Linked DNA regions of Homo sapiens: region 1 is linked to region 2. The links are chromatin loops, found by intact Hi-C in ENCODE. Cell type or tissue: sigmoid colon. All regions are shown on one strand. Links, peaks and the distances in the headings refer to the core of each region. The heading gives the core; the rest is flanking DNA.

Region 1 (2,900 bases), core at 157-2,656, 680 kb before region 2:
ACTCCCTGTGCCTTCCCCACCTAACGCCCTCAACTGGCCGTGAGTCTTAGAGGGCAACCCTGATATTTAGGGCCTGCTCCCAGCTCTGGCCTCTGCAGCAAGCAACTTAACAATGTGCCTCAGTTTCCCCATCTGAAATATGGGGAAGATCGGAACGAACTTTGTCCTGGGGCAGAAGCTTGTGACCAAACCGCAATGCCCCCTAAGCTGTGAGCTTCCTCTGGACGAGAGGCTGCAACCACTGCCTGGAATTCCGCCCTTCCGTGCCCACCTCAGCTCTGTGAACTTGCAGACCTAGTTCTATCTCAGTGAGATTCCCTGTGCAAAAAAAAAAAAGCTGGCCGGGCGCGGTGGCTCACACCTGTAATCCCAGCACTTTCGGAAGCCAAGGCGGGAGGATCACTTGAGGTCAGGAGTTCGAGTCCAGCCTGGGCAACATGGTGAAACCCCGTCTCTACTAAAAATACAAAAATTAGCTGGGCATGGTGGTGGGCGCCTGTAGTCCCAGCTACTTTGGGGGCTGAGACAGGAGAATCGCTCGAACCCAGGAGGCGTAGGTTGCAGTCAGCTGAGATCACACCACTGGACTCCAGCCTGGGCAACAAGAGCAAAACTCAATCTCAAAAAAAAAAAAAAAAAAAAAAGGATGTTTGCAGATTCTAAGAGGAAACTCCCGAACCCCTGGGTCCAGCCTCCCCAGTTCATAGATGAATAAACCGAGGGGACTCGAAGAGGAAAAGGCCTTTCTCTGCATCTGGGGATGAGGCCCCTGGACCCCATCGGCCCTGGAGCCCACATCTTTCTGCCCATCTCGGGAGCTCCGTGACCCCAGGCAGGGCTGTGCCCCTCGCTGGGCCTTGACTTTCCCATCTGTGAGTCCTGAGGCTGAAGAAGTTGATTCCGGACGGGAGTCAGGCCTGTTTACAGATTCAGGAAGGGCCTGGGCTCCCAAGAGCAACCCCCGCCCCCTGCAAGGCCAACAGGAAGAGGGATGGGGGGCAAGCAGCTGTGGCCTCCCTTCCTGGCCCCCACACTCCTAAGACGGCCGGGGCAGCCCCGGGACCTGCTGACACCTGGGGCGGCCCAGCTGCCTGGCCTTCCCCTTCCTCCTCCCTGACCCATTGTTCTGCCAGAAACGCTCCCATCCAGGCAGCCAGACAGGAGGATGACTGCTCTCCCAGGGGAACAGGCCGAGGACCAAAATAAACCTGGGTCTTCCTTCCTGCAGGAGGCGGTGTAGCGGCCGCATCAGCCCTTACAGGGCAGGGGCCTTCCTAGGGACTGCCTGGGGCCTAGGGGCATCGCCCTCCAAATGCCAGGGCACCCTGCCATCGTCACAAACACACACAGCCTGCTACAGCTTCTGGGATTCAGGTGTTAACACCCATTCAGTGGCTCAACGAGCATTTATGGAGCACCAGCTGTCCTGGGGCAGAAGCTTGTAACCAAACCCCAGTGTCCTGAGCCAGCGACCTGTGCCTATTCGTCATTCCCACCTGGTACTGGCCAGGTTGCCTGCTTTGCAGAAGAGACCACAGAGGCACTGGGGATACAGCAGGCATCAAAACAGATCCCATCCCTGCCTTGCTAAGGCCCTGGCTTTCTAGACCCCAAGCTGCCTCCTCATTACAAAATCATCTGGGCCAGGCAAGGTGGCTCACACCTGTAATCCCAACACTTTAAGAGGCCAAGGCAGGAGGATTGCTTGAACTGGGAAGTTCAAGACCAGCCTGGGCAACATAGCGAGATCCCATCTCTACAAAAAAAAATTTTTTTTAATTAGCCAGGCATGGTGGCACGGGTCTGTGGTCCCAGGTACTCGGGAGGCTGAGAGGGGGAGAATCGCTTGAGCCCACGAGGTCAAGGCTGCAGTGAGCTATGATCACACCACTGCACTCCAGCCTGAGCAACAGAGCAAAACCCTGTCTCAAAAGGAAAAAAAAAAAAAAAAAAAAAAAAGCCAGGTGCACTGACTCACACCTGTAATCCCAGCACTTTGGGAAGCTGAGGTGGGCAGATCACCTGAGGTGAAGAGTTGAGATCAGCCTGGCCAACATGGTGAAACCTTATCTCTACTAAAAATACAAAAAAAATTAGCTGGGCATGGTGGCAGGCACCTGTAATCCCAGCTACTCTGGAGGCTGAGGCAGGAGGATCATTTGAACCCGGGAGGTGGAGGTTGCAGTGACAGTGAGCCGAGGTCTCCAGCCTGGGTGATAGAGCGAGACTCCGTCACAAAAAACAAAAAACAAAACAAAAAAACCCAGTCCGACGGCTCCTCAGACATCTAAACACACAGTTACCATAGGACCCAGCAATTCCACTTTGGGGGATCTACCCAAGAGAAACACAAGCATACACCACGCAAACACTTGTTTTGCACGTCACAGTTTACAGCGGCGTGACCCAGGGTAGCCTGCAAGTGGAAGCAACTCAAATGTCCGTATGTCCATTAATGGGTGAATGAATAAACAAAATGAGATCGGTCCAAACAATGGAATGTTCTCTAGCCATAAAAGGAACGAGGCTCACACACAAGCTCCAGCGTGGATGCACCTTGAGGACATCATTCCCAGTGACAGAAGCCAGACACACAAGGCCACAAAGTGTGTGATCCCACTTCTATGAAATGTTCAGGAAGGGCCGGGCACCGGCTCACGCCTGCAATCCCAGCACTTTGGGAGGCCGAGGCGGGCGGATCACAAGGTCAGGAGATCGAGACCATCCTGGCTAACACGGTGAAACCCCGTCTCTACTAAAAATACAAAAAATTAGCGGGGCGCGGTGGCGGGCACCTGTAATCCTGGCTACTCGGGAGGCTGAGGCAGGAGAATGGCGTGAACCCGGGAGGCGGAGCTTGCAGTGAGCCAAGATCACGTCACTGTACTCCAGCCTGGGTG
Region 2 (2,900 bases), core at 235-2,734:
CAAACTTTTGAGTGGTTATGGGGCTCTAAGAGGTGACATGACAGGACCCAGCCCAGTAAACACAGCACCTCTTTTTGTCGAGTTTGGAGCTTCAGAGTGGAGAGGTGGGAGGCTTGTGTTTGCTGGACAGGTCTGTCCATTAATCTAGGAGAAAAGGGTGGTGTCTCAGTTCCTCACTTCTGTCTTTCCCTGTCTTCTCCAGGGTTGCCATTAGGGGACTCCTGAGGTCCTATCTCCAGGCTGCGGTGACTGCACTTTCCCTGGAGTGGAAGCTGCTGGAAGGCGGACCGGCCGCCATGTCCACGTTCAGGCAGGAGGACGTGGAGGACCATTATGAGATGGGGGAGGAGCTGGGCAGGTGAGCTGTCTGCCCGCACGGCTGGGCTCCAGGGATAGGAGAGAGGCGCTGTGGGGTTTTCTGAACAGCAGCTCTCCTTTCCTGTTCTTTATCCTGTATGCTGAGAAGGAATGAGTCAGTATCATGCGGTGGGGGAACGAATTTGGGCCGTGGAGTCAGACAGCCCCGGCTGTGAATTCCTGCTTGGGAATCCTCTGTGTGTTTCCTGTGGGGAGAAAAGTAATTGAGCCGTTACAGCAGCCAAGACCGTGCCTGGCATGGGGCACCAGAGCAACAGATGCCAGCTGCTTTTGTTATTAAAAGATGTGTCTTCTGCCTGGGCAACATAGCAAGACTCCATCCCTACAAAAAATAAAAATGAAAAAAAATTAACCAGGTGTGGTAGCTCATGCCTGTAGTCCCAGCTACTAGGGAAGCTGAGACGGGAGGATGGCTTGAGCCCAGGAGTTGGAGGAGGCTGCAGTGAGCTATGATCGTGCCACTGCACTGTAGCCTGGGCAACAGAGTGAAACCCCATTTATTTAAAAAAAAAAAAATCTCCCTGTGTTAATCCTCTTTTGTGGGAGGCACTTTAGTTTTTTTGCCCAGCTCTTGGATGTTTAAAGTGGGGGGAGGGAGGGGCGTGTCTCCCAGCTGGGCCCAAACCTCGGTCAATTGTTTAACATGCTTGTGGGAAAAAGCAGAGGTTTCCTCTTCCAGGGAGGCAGCTGATTTCCTGCCTGTCTGGGCCTTGGAGGGTCCCCCTGGGGCCCCACCCCCTCCAGACTAGCCAGGCACCACTAGGCCCTGCCTCCTTTTGTAGAGCCTCCAGCCTTATTTGGTGAGTTTGCTACTGGCCAGCCTCCCTGGAGCCTCCCCATGATGTCACCAGAAGGGAATGTAAATAAGTGAGCTCTGTGTCAGGCTAGGGAGAGTGCTGCAGGCTCTTTTGGGATCCTGAGGTCCCTCCTTCAGGAATTTCCTCGTTAGTGGCAGAGAAAGCATGCTCCCTCCTCCCCCTTCTCATGCTTCAGTGTTGACCCCTCCTGCTAGGGGTCGTTTGGCAAAAGTCAGCAAAATTCAGCCAAATTTCTTTTAACTCGCCGATTTCACCTCTAGGAATTAATTCATTGGAAAACTGTACATACATGGATGGAATGACTTAAGACTGGGGTAGTTGCTAGAACGTTTACCAGAATAACAGCCTTTTTTTTTTTTCCTTGACACTATCTCATTCTGTCGCCCAGGCTGGAGTGCAGTGATGCGATCTCGACTCATTGCAGCCTCGGCCTCCAGCCTAGCCTCCCGAGTAGCTGGGATTACAGGAGCCCGCCACCACCCCTGGCTAATTTTTGTATTTTTAGTAGAGACAGGATTTCACCATGTTGGCCAGGCTGGTCTCGAACTACTGACCTCAGGTGATTCACCTGCCTCGGCCTCCCAAAGTGCTGGGATCACAGGCGTGAGCCACCGCACCCCGCTGGGAACAGCAGCCTCTTAAATGGCCTTCCCCAAACCACTGCATCAGGGCTGGAATAGGATGCAGCTTGTAAAAAGAACCAGGCAGGGCCAGGTGCGGCGGCTTCCGCCTGTAATTCTAGCGCTTTGGGAGGCCAAGGCGGGAGGATCGCTTGAGCCCAGGACTTCAAGACTAGCCTGGGCAACATAAGTTGACCCCCATCTCTCAAACAAACAGAAATTCATAATTTTAAAAAAAGTATTTAGCCTTCTGTTTTTGCCGTGAAGCCTTGGAGGTCTGGTGTGTATTTCATGTCGCAGTTTTTCTCGGGACTGGCCACACCTCACGGGTTTGACAGCTCTGGGTGGCCAGTGTCTGCTGTTCTGACGGCACTGCTTCAGGTAGTGGTCTGGAACATTCTCAGAGATACATGAAGTGCAAGATGAAGGCCCAGAATGTAGCAATTTTTGTTTGTTTGTTTGAGACGGTGTCTGGCTCTGTTGCCGAGACTGGAGTGCAGTGGTGCCATCTTGGCTCACTGCAATCTTCGCCTCCCGGGTTCAAGTGATTCTCCTGCTTCAGCCTTCCAAGTAGCTGGAATTACAGGCGCCCACCAACGTGCTCAGCTAATTTTTGTATTTTTAGTAGAGACGGGGTTTTGCCATGTTGGCCAGGCTGGTCTTGAACTCCTGACCTCAAATGATCTGCCCGCCTCTGCCTCCCAAAGTGCTGGGATTACAGGTGTGAGCCACTGTGCCTGGCCCCAGCCCACACTTTTTTTTTGAGACGGAGTCTTGCAGTGTCGCCCGGGCTGGAGTGCAATGCCGCAATCTCAGCTCACTGCAACCTCCGTCTCCCAGGTTCAAGCGATTCTCCTTGCCTCAGCCTCCCGAGTAGCTGGGATTATAGATGCCTGCCAGCACGCCCGGCTAATGTTTTTGTATTTTTAGTAGAGACGTGGCTTTCACTATGTTGGTCAGGCTAGTCTTGAACTCCTGACATCGTGATCTGCACGCTTTTGCCTCCCAAAGTGCTGGGATTACAGGCGTGAGCCACTGTGCCCGGCTTCCCAGCCCGCATTTTTAAACATCATGAACTCTATCA

Evidence for each region. Peaks named below come from ENCODE experiments on the same cell type or tissue, not always from the same donor. Only the 100,000 strongest peaks of a DNase experiment are listed, where the experiment ranks them.
Region 1: a loop joins it to region 2, with 5 times the contacts of the local background. A loop is called at or near these places in 1 of 110 quality-filtered maps.

Annotation. Positions count from the first base shown.
Region 1 is chr19:4,646,669-4,649,568 of GRCh38, reverse strand. The region is part of intron 1 of TNFAIP8L1 (TNF alpha induced protein 8 like 1); the gene reads right to left. Among named protein-coding and RNA genes, the nearest start is that of TNFAIP8L1, 8.6 kb to the right of the region's middle. RefSeq lists an enhancer at 985-1,124. In sigmoid colon, for the core only: a CTCF peak has its summit at 1,252 (motif pointing right); DNase peaks (open chromatin) are centred at 1,118 and 2,488.
Region 2 is chr19:3,967,132-3,970,031 of GRCh38, reverse strand. DAPK3 (death associated protein kinase 3) reads left to right here. Exons shown (of 9, transcript NM_001348.3): 2 at 203-358. The coding sequence starts at 297. Among named protein-coding and RNA genes, the nearest start is that of DAPK3, 2.5 kb to the left of the region's middle. RefSeq lists a silencer at 67-361 and an enhancer at 1-511. In sigmoid colon, for the core only: no CTCF peak of the experiment used is centred there; DNase peaks (open chromatin) are centred at 431, 1,171 and 1,881; H3K4me3 peaks cover 2,321 bases; H3K27ac peaks cover 2,119 bases.